Linked DNA regions of Homo sapiens: regions 2 and 3 are each linked to region 1. A link is a contact called in ENCODE Hi-C or POLR2A ChIA-PET data. All regions are on one chromosome and are shown on one strand. The core of a region is the stretch at or near the end of the contact, and the rest is flanking DNA. Distances in the headings are between cores, read along the strand shown.

Region 1 (4,825 bases), core at 2,326-4,825:
AACATAACTTTCCTGTATCTCAGATATATCCAGGGCAACTTCTTCAGTCAGGCTTAAAGGTAGATTCCGTTGTTTCTATTCCGTTTATTCCATTTATTGTAATGAAATTCATACACATTTTCAAAATAACACAAAGCCTACTTTCATCCCATAGTGGTATCTGCCACCATCATTTAGCTTTGCAATACAATAGAAGGAAAATAACAGTTAATTCCTATTTACAATTATAACTTGTTCCTTAAGAAGTGTTTATTCTTCAATTATGCCCAAAATATATGGCAAAGATGGACAAAGAAGTATAAACGAACAAATATAAATACACACACACGCTCTCACACAATTTTAAATGATCTCAGGAACAAATTGCCATATAGCTCGCAGTTAAATTTATCACTCATAATAGAGTCCCCAAAATTTCAAATTCAAGGACATTTGGTCAATGAACCCTTTAATACTTAATATTCAAATCAGACAAAATAATGGGGCAAAATTGTTAATAACTGCCTCAAATATGTCTCAGGTAGATATGACAGAAATAAAATACTTATTCTCATTCTTAAACACGTCCACTCTAAACGTCAAGCATACCTCTCCTCCCTCCATCCCACCCAAAAAAAGTCCTCCCTTGGAAGTATCAAAAGATATATAAAAGCCACCCAAGAGATTATAAACTTTTTTACTTTAAATAGGCAAAATTTTACCTGTTTATTATACACCCATTTGGAGAAACTAATTATTTTAAGCACCAAAAAATGAAGTCTTATCCCAACTAGAAAAGCAAATTCTATAATAACAGGTCTTATAATTCGGTGTTAATAGTACCATCATGCTGTTTTATGAGGCAATTACTCAGTTCCTAAGCAAATAAAAGTACCAAGCCCAAAGCCTGATAGTTTATCCTCATGAAAGAAAACAGATTCTTTTACAATTAAAATTAAGATAATCCCTGTTGACACTATCATGACTTAATTGTTTGAACTATGAACAGGTCAAATGATGGAGAAGAAATCTAATGTCTATTTCAATTTCATTCCTAATATACTTTATCTTACTAATAATGCATAAGAGAAAAATGGCTATTTTCTCAAATTGATGACATTACACAGGCCTATCTTTTTTTTTTTTTTTTTTTTTAATGGAGTCTCACTCTGTTGCCCAGGCTGGAGTGCAGTGGCATGATCTCAGCTCGCTGCAACCTCCACCTCCCAGGTTCAAGCGATTCTCCTGCCTCAACCTCCTAAGTAGCTGGGATTACAGGCACGCACCACTATGCCCGCCTAATTTTCATATTTTTAGTAGAGACAGGGTTTCGCCATGTTGGCCAGGCCAGTCTTGAACTCCTGACATGACCTCAGGTGATCCACCTACCTCGGCCTCCCAAAGTGCTAAGTATGATGTCTTATTTAATGTTTCTTCAAAATCGCAGGTTGGATTAACAGGGTGGTTATTTACATTAGGGGGTCTGAGTATAAGGATCTAAGGGTGGAGAAGCAATTTCACCTTTTCTTCCCTCCTCCTTGGGCACTTGCTATTGAGGCTGTGGTGCAGACTGTGGCTCTGTTGTCTTCTCTGCATCCCCTCTGCTACATTAGCGAGTGCCAAAGCCCTCTCCTGCTTGGCATAGCTCTGACATCTTACAGGTGAGCCTAAGGATAGAACCTCTTCTCTCTTATCCAACAAGGCAAGAGGAGTAAACCCATTTCAGGGCCTCACTCTAGGTCCCTTCAGCCTCCATAGGTCCTTCTATTAGGCCAGCGTACAGTAAATAATGATACAGGTTTAGAGAGTTCAAATGGGAGGGAGATGAGGGTCCTTAGGACCTGCTTTGGGCTGAAGCTGTCTATACTCCATGTGGTCCAACCCATCTAACCAAAGTTTTGAACACTTGGATTTGCAGCTCAAATCCAAATAATGGTGCTACTTTGTTCCTATTTCTCATTGTTTCTTGTGTGAGTCCTGTGAGGGAATGGGGAGGTTGAACTGAGTAAGAGAAGACAGTTGTGATCTGGTACAATATTTAGGCATTCCTGGTCTCCTGTCTCTAGTACCGAAGAATGTCTGAACACCAACAACACATCTAACACTAACAACTCTAACCTTCTGGTAGGCATTGTGTTAACTAACAGGACCGCTGTCAATGAGACATAGCAATCCAACCCCGCTAAATAGCACCCTTAAGCACAGGTGTCAAGTCCTAAGCAGGGCATTAACTCCAGGTTCTGCAAGTGTGGGATAAGGTAGATGGATCCCCCAGACCCAGGCCCACAAAGGCCTTACAGAAGTAGGATAGAAGAGTATGGGGACTGACACAGATGTGCAAAACCATCTCTTTTCATAAGGCATTTTACCCCCCAAATAAACCAAAGAAGTCCACTGGCACAAGGAGATCATTATATTTGCTTTTGAAAACTTCATAGACAACTTTAGGTGAGATGCCTGAATCTTTTTCTCTACTACGTGATGGACTTTCCACCTCATACAGTGTTCAGTGGTTACTAGAAATGACTGGGAAGGGATGGAGGAAGGGGAGACAGGGAGGCTGTATGTACAAACACTCCTGAGAAAGATCAAGTGGGAACATATGAACATCATACACTCCTAAGTTTCAATTCAACCACCCAACAGTCACACCGTTGATCATGGAGAAAACAGAAGAAATAATAAAAGTGAATAAAGGCCACTGTGAGCCCAGCAGTCTCACTTAGCCATAACCAGTATTGCTGATCTTTTCCCTCAGCCACCAGCTTGCTAGAATCCAAGGCCTTCGGCCGGGCGCGGGGCTCACGCCTGTAATCCCAGCACTTTGGGAGGCCGAGGCGGGCGGATCACGAGGTCAGGAGATCGAGACCATCCCGGCTAAAACGGTGAAACCCCGTCTCTACTAAAAATACAAAAAAATTAGCCGGGCGCAGTGGCGGGCGCCTGTAGTCCCAGCTACTTGGGAGGCTGAGGCAGGAGAATGGCGTGAACCCGGGAGGCGGAGCTTGCAGGGAGCCGAGATCCCACCACTGCACTCCAGCCTGGGTGACAGAGCAAGACTCCGTCTCAAAAAAAAAAAAAAAAAAAGAATCCAAGGCCTTCTTTGTAATCCCTAACAGTTTCACCAGAGATAAACCAGACTTCATCCTGACAAGAATATAAGGTAACAGATTCAGCTAGATGGGGCCTACATGCAGCCAACGATGTTTAAATCCCCATTTCTGTGCTCCATGCACACACAGAGAGTACTTTTATTTGCCTAGAATGCAAGAGACATACAAAGAAATGAATTATTTCGAGGCAAGGAACTGCCCAACTACTTAAAAGCCAACTGCCTGCCAAGCTGTCCCTTAAAATGATCATAAAATAGAAATGACTTAGTCTATGCTCCATAGAAAACAGACTAGAGAAAAGGCAAGGAGGAAAAGCATAAAAGCATGAAAACATAAAACTTAGCGTTCACAGTAGTATCTTTTTGGTTATTCCCCAGGCATGAAAAGGGAAACGTAGTGAGTGTTCCCAGTAGAAAGTCACAGATTCAGGTTGTGAAGTGGGGAAACCACATTGCAAAACCATCAACAGTTAAAGCAGGTTAAGTCAGGCCAGGAGGCCTGGGAAGGCTTGTCATGAGCAGTCATCACTCTATAGTCACAGCAACCCAAAAGTGAACCTCCTCTGTTTTAACCAGTAACTGAGACAAAACTACACGTGGACTTAACTCTCAACAGGGTGGCTCAACTCAGCTGTGAGGAGACCTCAGGAATACCTACCTGATGAAAGCCGACAAGGCTTTTCAATGGAATTAAAAGAGGAAGCAATGGATGTGGAAGGCTTTCATCCATACAGTTAACTTTAAGAACTAAAGCTTACTCTATTTGTTTGTAATGATTGCGAATGGAAATTACACATGTTCTTCATTAAAGAGCAGGCTGGCCACAGCTTTTTTCTTAGGGATTTCAGGACAGTTTATAAGAATACTGTATTCAGTCATAAGGTGATGGATGAGGATGTTACTGAAACATTTTGACCTTACATATACAGAGCTATTATCACCCCACCTCTACTTTTTTTTTTTCTTTTTTTTGAGACAGAGTCTCACTCTGTTGCCCAGGATGGAGTGCAGTGGCGTGATCTCAGCTCACCACAAACTCCGCCTCCTGGGTTCAAGCTATTCTCCTGCCTCAGCCTCCCGAGTAGCTGGGACTACAGGCACGTGCCACCATGCCCAACTATTTTTTGTATTTTTAGTAGAGACGGGGTTTCACTATGTTGACCAAGCTGGTCTCGAACTCCTGACCTTGTGATCCGCCCGCCTCGGCCTCCCAATAAGTTCTTATGCTTAATTTTAATGTTTTTTTTTCTTTCTCTTTTCTTCATTAACCACACTCCCTCCAGTCTCAGGGCCTTTTCCTAAATTTGCTGTCTTAAATTTTCTTTGGGCTGAGCGGCCAGATTGTCAGTTACATACACACACAGAGAGGAGTCCCTGAGTACAGTTTCAGAAGTTCCTCGTGCGCTTTGTGCAGTCTTCCTTTTCACCACCAGCTGATCATCAGCTGTGAAGGTAGCTGAGCAGGCCAGATGTGTGATCTCTGGATAACCGCACTGTAACTCATTTTCATCTTAGTCAAAAAGTCTCAGTAGAAACCACCCTGACTAACACTCATCTTCTTGGTCTGGGTTCCTTCTTTCCTAGACAGATGTGTATCTGAGCTGGCCAAATCTATCACAGGACTCAGGCATTTTGGTCAAGGCTGTACCACATCCACACTGTCCCCCAACACACCACGGAGATGTGATCATGAATCCATTCTTGAAATCAACTACCCTTTACAAATGAAGAAAT
Region 2 (4,825 bases), core at 1,252-3,751, 2.2 Mb after region 1:
CAATTTAATGGAATTTAAAAAATTTCATGTATTTAAAAATATAGTGTTTTTTTTTTTTTTTGAGACAGAGTCTTGCTCTGTTGCCCAGGCTGGAGTGCAGTGGCACAATCTTGGCTCACTGCAACCTCCACCTCCCAGGTTCAAGTGATTCTCCTGCCTCAGCCTCCTGAGTAGCTGGGATTACAGGCGTAAGCCACCACGCCCAGCCCTATACTCTTTTTTAAACATTGGTATCCACACTTATTCTATAACTCTTATAGCTATATGTTGGCTGTTTAGTAAACAGATTTTTTAAAACTTTTATTATGGAAAACCTCAAATATATACAAAAGTAGAGTGAATAGAATAGTGAACCTCATGTAGTCAAAACCCAGCTTCAATAAGTATCAACTCATGACTGAACTTATTTCACCCATAGTCCCAGTGATCTACCTACACCCTACCCACTCAACAGATTTTTGGAAGCAAATCCTTGTCATGATATTACTGGGAGAAATACTCTTTTTTGGGACTCTTGTTTCTATACATCTTGCTGGGTGGACCAAGAGACTGCAAGGCTCTAACTATTCTTTTACCAGAACCATTTCTCAAGGTTGATTATGTAGCTGGTAACCTTAAAAAATGGGTAATCCTTCCTTCCACACCCATCATCACCCCTGAACAAAGAGCAGGCTTGCTTACTGCTTGCTATAAAATTGGTCGTTTCCCCAAGTTGTGATCCTCAGCTGTGAAGCAAACCTACTGTATGGGCAGGTAGCCTCTGGGCCCCTCTGTATTGCTCTTGTAGCACCTAGGGGCAAAAGGAACCAATACACATATGCTGATGTTCATGCTGCTACTGTGTCATGAGTAATAAAGTTCTTTGTCTCTGACCCAAGAGGCTCATGTGTTCTGCCAGTCTCCATAAAATAATAGCAGGATAATTTATTAGGTTGGAGGCAGGATCAAATCTAATCCCAGATACCATATATCATTTTATCTGTACATATTTCAGTATATATTTTTAAAAAATAAGAAGTCTTTTAAAAAAGCTCACAATACTATATTTTTAACAAATAACAGTAATTTTTAATATCATTGAATATCCCAAATTGTGTTCAGATTTCCCTAATTGTTTCATTTTTTACAATGTATTTGAAAAAGGATTTAAATAAGTTTCATGATTATATTGGGTGATTTGAATTCAAAAAATTTTATTTTAGTAAAAAATATATAAAATTTGTAATTTTAACATACAAGTTGGTGGTATTAATTATATTCAGAATTTTGTGCAACCATCACCACTATTTCCAAAACTTTTACATCTGGGTTATTTGAATCTTAAGTATCTTTCTTTTAATCTACAGGTTTTCCTTTTCCCATTCCCTTGCATTTATTTGTTGGAGAAAATCAGGTCATTTCTACTATAGTTCCCCATAATTTGGATATTTACTATTTTTATAACTGCAGTGATGTTTAACATGTTCCTTTGTTCCCTGTATTTCCTGTAAATTGGTTTTTGGATCTAGAGGTTTATTTCGACTCAGGTTAATTTTTTTTTTTAATAAGACTTTCATTCATATGGGGTTTCATGGATTTCCATCAGATGGCACATGATGTCTGGTTATTTCTCTTTTCGAGATGTTAGCAGCCATTTATGACTACTGCCTAGATTGCTTATGTTTTAGGGGTGCATAATGGTGATATTCAAATTCTATTATTTCTCCTTAATAGCTATAATACTTCCCTAAAGGAAACAGCTGCATAGTACTCCATTGCCTGGATATTTACTCAATCAGTCTAAACATATTTCATAAGTCATAATTCCCTATTTATCAAACATAATTTTATTGTGATGGTTTTCCAACAAGAGAGAAGTTGTCATTGTTGTTGCTTTGTTTTTTATTCATAAAGAGTACAGAGTATGCTTCAAGCCTCAAGTGGCATTTCAGAAAAAGTTAAAAACTATTTCTAGATGATAATGTAAATAAAAATCCTCACCCTCCAAAATAATCTGTTCATAAAGTGTCCCTTTTGTTAAAACGTACCCAGGAGTCTTTAGAAGAAGACAATCTTGGTAGAAGGTAATCTTGGTAGGGACAAGCAATTTCAGTTTTATTCTCTTACAATGAAGAGTACTGAGAGCTGGGGAGGGCCTCCTTTACATGTGTTCTTCTGGTTCTTTTTTAAATGCATGGACCTAAAATTAAGCACAGTGGTTTTTTCTGGTGATAGTACATGCCAAGATGGCATATCGGAACATTTTCCTTAGAGCAACATTGAGATACATCTGTGCAAATCAATCAATTACCAACTCAATGGACTTATTTAGCAGCAATACGAAACTCAAAAGTCATCATAGTGATTGAACCTCATTATCACTTTGCCATTAAAAATATTAAGCATTTCTTTTTATCCCTCACCACAGCATCTGTAACTCACACCTGGCATTTTGTGAAACTTCTGTTTGCTGGGTAGTATAGCAGGTGAAATGTCACGTGACCAAACAGTTCTTCGGTACACTGAGCATCAGATGAATAAAAAGAGGGAAAGAGGAAGTGAAGCATTTTTCAAGTTATTTTTAGTAAAAATCTTGCCACTCGTTATTCATTGGCTTATTGCCATCTTAAATAACTTAAAAAAGACATATTTTTGAAATATGGGAGGATTTTCTGTCTGTCCCTGTCTCTCTTTCAGCAAAGGGACCAAGAGAGTAAAGTAACAATTCACAAATACATGTGATGGTTTCATACAGTTTTTGTCAGAAGAAAAACCTGTTGTCTTAGTAAAAATGAAAGAAATGGAAGCTTAACTAAATTAGGCTTATAGGAAAATGATTTCAAAAGCCCACCTTCCAAATCAAAAAGTGAATGTGGGTAGCATGCAATTTGTGTTTACTAAATGCAACTTAATTTGTTTGTTTTAGTACTCCATTATTGTGAAATAAATTACTTCAAAACTTAGTGGCTGAAAACAACACACATTTATTATCTTACAGTTTCTGTGGGTCAGAAATCCAGAGTGGCTTAGCTGGGGGCCTCTGGCTGAGGGTCTCTCATGAGCTGCCATCAAGCTGTGGGCTGGAGCTGAGGCACCTTCAAGTTTCCTTACATGGCTGTTGGCAGCGTCAGAAGATCCATTTCCAAGTTAATGTGGGGCTCTCCACAGGGCTGCCTGGAGACAAAGAATCTGGCTTCCCCAAGAGTGAGAAATCCAGAGAGAGAGAGAGAGCGAGCACCCAAGACAGAAGCCACAAAAGTGACATCCCATCTATCACGCCTTCTGTATTCTGTTCATTAGAAAAGCCTCAATACCCCCAGCCCGCCCTCAAGCGGAGTAGATCACACAAGGGCTTGGGATACCAGGATGCAGGGATCCTTGTGGGCCATCTCAGAGGCTGCTTTCTAGAGTTTGCTCATGTTAAATGTAAATTTTTTAAATAGAAAATATATTCTCATGGTTAAAAATTCAAAATGTTCAAGAATGTATATGGTAAGAAGACTTCATATCCTGTTAGCCAATCCCCTCCTTGAGCAAACTGTCATCATTTTCTTGTTTATCCTTTCAGAGACATTCTGTTAAACATCAAGTTGAAAATGTGGGATTCCACAGGGTGTGAGCAGAGAGCACTCCACCTTGCCAGCTCAAACCTGCTTTGCAGAGATAACTTCCCCACCCCTTGGATGAAATCTCAAGTGGATACTATGACTTTTCACCTCCCTCTCAGATAAAAAGCAGTCCTCCAGTCACTTTCAGTCATAACATAGTTGTATTTCAGAAATAAAATACCTAGTCATGAATAATATTCAAACTCGATTTTTTTTTTTTTTTTTGAGACAGAGTCCTGCTCTGTCACCCAGGCTGGAGTGCAGTGGCACGATCTCAGCTCACTGTAGCCTCCGCTTCCCAGGTTCAAGCAATTCTCCTGCTTCAGCCTCCCGAGTAGCTGGGACTACATTCGCGCACCACCAGGCCTAGCTAATTTTTTTTTGTATTTTTAGTAGAGACGGGGTTTCACCATGTTGGCCAAGCTGGTCTTAATCTCCTGACCTCATGATCCGCCCGCCTCAGACTCCCAAAGTGTTGGGATTACAGCCGTGAGCCACCGCGCCTGGCCAAAACTCGAAAATTTAAGGTTAAAGCTTCTCACCTTCCCTAGCTTGGGCCTGCTTCACGCTGGAAATCTGGAATGAGAAGAGATGGAGTCGTGGTCAGCTTCTCCATTTCTGTTCTGTACTTCTGCCCGTTCTCTTCTGCCTCTCTGTGGTTTCATTGGGTTGCCTTTATCTCTTTCAGGGTTTGGGAATGGAAAATGAGTGAAAAAAGGGAGGGAGCTCTTTTTTCAGTTTCAGCTCTTTTGGTTTCTTCAGAGATTTCTTCATGGAAACATCCATCTGCAGCTTTCTTGATGTTTGTAAATCTCCCCTTCATTAGCATTTGCTCCTAAGGATGCGTCTCCAGTCATTTGGTGCTGGGGTCATTCAGCCCTGGCAGGGAAGCCCCTTGGGCAAGTCTCCTCCATGAAAGCCCCAGAAAGGCTGACTTTCTCTTCTCATTCTCCATCCAGTACTGGGAAATCCTCACACATCCTTTGTAATATCCTAGGCTCTTTGGAAAACTGGCTAAGACTATTCTTCCTCCTTGAGGGCTTTTAGTTTCTCATACTACCTCGCTCAATTCCTTTAGGAATTATTGTATCCTGGGGACAAAAAATGTTCATTGTATCACTCCAGGAATTAGGATCCAGAAGAGGGGATGTATCTGCTGGTTGATCAAATGCTTGTCTTATAGGAAATGAAAGAGTTTTCTTGTAGAACATACTTCCCACATGCTGAGATACCTTTTA
Region 3 (4,825 bases), core at 900-3,399, 2.1 Mb after region 1:
TCTTTTTATAGCTGAGCAGTATTCCATGGTGTGTTGTGTATGTGTATATGTGATGTGTATATATGTATGTGTATATGTGATGTGTATATACATATATCACATATTCTTTATCCACTCATTGGTTGATGGACACTTAGGTTGATTCCATATCTTTGCAATTGTGAATTGTGCTATGATAAACATATGCATGCAGGTGTCTTTTTGATATCGTCATAATGATAAATTTTAATCAAAGTATAGCAACTATGTTAAAATTCTAACATAAAATGAATTGTTTATAAAATGTTAAAATTTTTTAAATTTATAAAAAAACAAAGTAAAACAAAATAAAAAGGAAATATACCCAAATGTCAATGCCTTCAGATCCTTGGATTGTGGGTCATAAAAGACTTTTCCCTTTAAACCTTTCAGAATACAGTAAAGTTGAAGGCAGGCAGGATCAGGAGGCAAGGGCAGCAATGGAAAGTAGCTGAGGCCATAGGAAGAAGAGAAAACCTTGCGGTGAACAGGACAGTGCAGGCTTGGGGGGATGCGGTGAGGGTGTGGCAGGTACAGACTACACACTGAAACACCTGGCTGGAGTGCAGGAGAAGGACGAAGGGTTAGGTGAAGGTAGGATGGACTCTGAAGCTTTGGGTCTGCACCTGGGGCAGGAGGGAGAATCCAAAGCCTACTGCCTCTCTTCCTCCCACTGCCCCCTGCTGAAGGGGACCAGGCAAGGGCTGTCGACAGGGGAGACCTCTGCCCTGCTGCTTGGAGGGGAATCACTGGCCCTCCATTCAGCTTCCCTGGACACCATGGATGCTTTCAGCTTCCCAGCAACACCTTAGCTATCAATCTCTAAAGTGCTTCCTCCTCAGAATTACTTAAGGGCATAAAGAATAAGAACTCATGTTACCTCTCTGATACAGTAAAATGAAGGCCATTCCATGTTCTCATTTCTGGCCTGAACCTGGGTTCACTTCTGTACCTCCTCTCCTGAAACAGGCAGCCAAAGGCAATCGAAACAAATGTAAACAAACAGAAACCTGCATTGCTAGTTTAAAGATCAAACCAGATAGCCCTTTTAGGAACTATAAAATATTAAATAAACATTAGTTAACAGCATCTATATTACTTTTCCAAGTTAAAAAGTAAGCCTCTCAATGTATCTGTTCTATGATTTTACTACTAAGGGGCAAGTCAGGCATTGTACTTTGCTGTGTCTGTGTCAGGATTTCATAAAATGTTGTTAGCCCCTCACAACATTCCTATTAGATATGCTTATCCCCAGGTGACAGAAGAGGCACTGGCTGCCCAGAAGACCTGGCCTTAAACCCCTGCCAGGCGGTGGCATAGCTGAGGCTGGGACTCCTGTGTCCCAGCTAACACTAGCCCGCTCTCTCATAAGGGGTTGGAGTTTGTATCCACATGAATGCTAGGGGATTCCAACTCCTTTCCACAGTCAGTGGAGATTTTAATCCCCGAACAACAAAGCCAAAGCCCTGGCTCAAAGTCACAAGTTGTGGCCCAGTTCTCATCAATTCCAAAGCTGCTGCTGCACCAAACACCCTGTTAGCATTTGTCATGGAGAACATTTCCCTAAGGCCATGTGGGAACCCAGATGGGCAGCCCATGGCTCACTCCACGAACAGAGGTCAGAGCTCAGATGCATTTCTTCCCTGTGGTCTTTCTTCTAACATTATGTGGGGGAAATTCTCCCCAGTAAAAGTGAAAGTAAAGGAAGCAGGGCTCTAACAACAACAATAATAATAGCTAACTCACAATCCATCCTACTCCATGCCAGGCACTGTTACAAGCACTTGACGTGCCACTGAATCCTCACCGCCCTATGATGTAGGTATTATTATTACTTCTAGCTTACATAGGGGAAACTGAGGTACAAAGAGGTTTTAAAAAATGAGTCAAGGTCACACAGGTGGTGGAAGAACCAGAAATGAAACCCAGGGATCTGGCTGAGTCCATACTCAAGACTGCTTGGCCTCTCCCTGTTTGCTCTGGCTAATAACCAATTAACCCACTCTTCCTTGACAAGGGGGTTAATCATCACCTGAGGGAGCACACAGCCACAAACCTGAATCGCAGAGTTCTCCAGAAAGGATCCCATCAAGCCGCTGGTCTGGCATTCACAAAACATGTCAGCCTCTGAACTCACTTCTTTTTTTTTCTTTCTTTTTTTATTTTTTATTTTTTTTGAGACAGAATCTTGCTCTGTCGCCCAGGCTAGAGTGCAGTGGCGTGATCTCGGCTCACTGCAACCTCCACCTCCTGGTTCAAGCGAGTCTCCTCCCGAGTAGCTGGGACTACAGGCGAGTGCCACCACCCCTGGCTAATTGGTTTTTTTTTTTTTTTTTTTTTTTTTTTTTTTTTTTTTTTGTATTTTTAGTAGAGACAGGGTTTCACCGTGTTAGCCAGGATGGTCTCGATTTCCTGACCTCACTATCCACCCACCTCGGCCTCCCAAAGTGCTGGGATTACAGGTGTGAGCCACCATGCTCGGCCTGAACTCACTTCTTTTGGCCAAAACAAGCTGTTCCACTTGGAGCCCTTGTTTATTCCATGTCCGTTTACACACACACCTAGACTGACAACTCGAGTGACAAAGGCCCACAACAGCACCTGACATTTCCTGAAAGCCACCCAACAAGGTTCACTTTTGTGCCATTTCCTCTTTTCATTCTCCTCCACGGCACACGTACATGGGAAGAAAATGCAGAACTCAGGGGAAGGAAACAAAGATCTAAAGAGAAACTTCAACTGTCATGAAACTCCAGCTATTCACAGAAGCGAGAATGTTTGCCCCGTGACCCTTAACCGAAAGTTTCAAGGCAAGGAAATTAAGCCACCCTTGGACTTGCATCACAGAAACCCCTTAAGGCTGGACTATGCGGGTGCCTCAGCTCCTCATCCCTGCAGAGCTTTCTTGGGGGGCTGTGCCTAAGCAGTGTATAGAAGTGGACTTGTCATCAGCAGGAGAGTGGTAGGCAGAGAAGGATGGGGGAGAGGGGCCCTTTGCAAGTCCTAGGAACCCCTCAGAGTGGCTGGGGTCCAGCTCAGAGCAGCTACAGTGAGCTGATGCACAACTTCAGGATCCACATGGGTCCCCTGCTTAAAGGGGAAGGGTTAAAGGCCTTTTTGGTGCCCCATCCCTGCAGGACACCCTGGGGAACCGCCAAGGTGCACAAGACCCACCTGCCTACTCACAAAGACCCAATGGTGTGGGAGTTTGGAGCCATTCCTTTTCCCTACTGAGGCCTGCCCACACCTACTCCATTCTTGTCAAACTGCAGGGGGTAGCGAACAAGTTCCTTATAAGTGAGAAAATAGGCAGCATGGGAGAAAAATGACAACGCGGCTTGTATTCGTCTGACAGAGAAGCACTGAGACTAAACACAAGACTCTCATTTCCTCAAAGGAATATGCTCTTTCCCATTTTTCTCTTCTCTTTTTTTTTTTTTTTGAGATGGAGTTTCGCTCTTCTTCCCCAGGCTGGAGTGCAATGGCGTGATCTCGGCTCACCGCAACCTCCGCCCCCTGAGTTCAAGTGATTCTCCAGCCTCAGTCTCCCAAGTAGCTGGGATTACAGGCATACACCACCACGCCAGGCTAATTTTGTATTTTTAGTAGAGACGAGGTTTCTCCATGTTGGTCAGGTTGGTTTCGAACTCCCAACCTCAGGTGATCCCCGCACCTTGGCCTCCCAAAGTGTCTTTCCCATTTTTCTTGCAACAAGAGCCTCTCAACCTATATTTTGTTATTCCATTTGGGGTAGAGACACATACATAGAAAGATCTCTTACCGTTAAAAAAAAAAAAAAGTACAATCTCAGGGCTGGGGACTATTTTAGGGGTTGCTGGGGGCTGAGGGGACTGGGATGTACTACCCTTCCCTAAAGAGGCAGCTGCTCTAGTATTGCCGTTGGGAATCGTTAGGGCAGAATATTTGACATTTCCCAATTTTCAACGCTCACTCAGTGTTTTTTTTTAAGCTCTATGCTGGCCCGACAGAACATCTGTTGGTCAGATGTGACCCATGCCCCCCGCCTGTCACCAGGACAGTGGGGTGTGATAAGAAGATAGTTTGCCTAGACTACCCAATTCTTGGGCGTATTGCTCTGCTTCCTGCTAAAGGTAGTGTGAAACTGCCAGAAATAACGCAGACTGTCAAATCTGACAGAGCTGAGTTTGAATCTAGCTGCAAGACCTCAGGCAAAAACTATTAACCTCTAGCTACAACTTCCATTTGCAAAATGGACTGATAATACCCAACCTAGAGACATTTGTCAGAATTAAAAACGTGTGTGGGCCAGGCATGGTGGATCACACCTTAATCCCAGCATTTTGGGAGGCCGAGGAGGGTGGATCACCTGAGGTCGAGAGTTCCGAGACCAGCCTGGCCAACATGGTGAAACCTTGTCTCTACTAAATATACAAAAATTAGCCAGGCATGGTGTCTGGCACCTGTAATCCCAGCTACGTGGAAGGCTGAGGCAGGAGAACTGCTTGAACCCAGGAGGCAGAGGTTGCAGTGAGCTGAGATCACACCATTGCACTCCAGCCTGGGCAACAAAGCAAAAACTCTGTCTCAAAACAAAACAAAACAAAAAACAAAAATGTGTGTGAATGTCTGTAATCCCAGCACTTTGGGAGGCTGAGGCGGGCAGATCACGAGGTCAGTAGATCGAGACCATCCTGGCTAACATGGCGAAACCCCGTCTCTACTAAAAATATAAAAAATTAGCTGGGCGTGGTGGTGGGCACCTGTAGTCCCAGCTACTGGGGAGGCTGAGGCAGGAGAATGGCATGAATCCGGGAGGCAGAGCTTG

What was found. A loop is a pair of places that touch in the nucleus more often than their neighbours do. ChIA-PET counts read pairs that join two places held with the same protein, here RNA polymerase II (POLR2A). Pooled maps may share reads with other maps.
Region 2: a loop to region 1 is called in a map with no recorded cell type, with 14 times the contacts of the local background. The contact joins two enhancer-like sites. A Hi-C loop is called at or near these places in 5 of 37 single-sample maps with no recorded cell type and 4 of 50 pooled maps. POLR2A ChIA-PET finds 5 or more read pairs at or near these places in 1 of 52 experiments (OCI-LY7).
Region 3: a pooled map shows a loop between it and region 1 (3-fold over the local background). The contact joins two enhancer-like sites. A Hi-C loop is called at or near these places in 6 of 37 single-sample maps with no recorded cell type and 2 of 50 pooled maps.

What each region holds. Positions count from the first base shown.
Region 1 is chr3:172,107,406-172,112,230 of GRCh38, reverse strand. All of the region lies in intron 1 of FNDC3B (fibronectin type III domain containing 3B), which reads right to left. Among named protein-coding and RNA genes, the nearest start is that of FNDC3B, 70 kb to the right of the region's middle. Within about 2 kb of position 3,575, at least 4 of the 41 ENCODE cell types and tissues checked have a DNase peak (open chromatin) inside an H3K27ac peak, as active enhancers do.
Region 2 is chr3:169,938,312-169,943,136 of GRCh38, reverse strand. SAMD7 (sterile alpha motif domain containing 7) reads right to left here. Exons shown (of 9, transcript NM_001304366.2): 9 at 3,962-4,819. The coding sequence ends at 4,631. Among named protein-coding and RNA genes, the nearest start is that of SEC62, 26 kb to the left of the region's middle. Within about 2 kb of position 2,501, at least 4 of the 41 ENCODE cell types and tissues checked have a DNase peak (open chromatin) inside an H3K27ac peak, as active enhancers do.
Region 3 is chr3:170,042,960-170,047,784 of GRCh38, reverse strand. The region is part of intron 2 of GPR160 (G protein-coupled receptor 160); the gene reads right to left. It overlaps LOC124909455 (a long non-coding RNA gene), which reads left to right. Exons shown (of 3, transcript XR_007096156.1): 3 at 1-348. Among named protein-coding and RNA genes, the nearest start is that of GPR160, 7.4 kb to the right of the region's middle. RefSeq lists enhancers at 1,449-1,608, 1,569-2,069, 2,649-2,698. Within about 2 kb of position 2,149, at least 10 of the 41 ENCODE cell types and tissues checked have a DNase peak (open chromatin) inside an H3K27ac peak, as active enhancers do.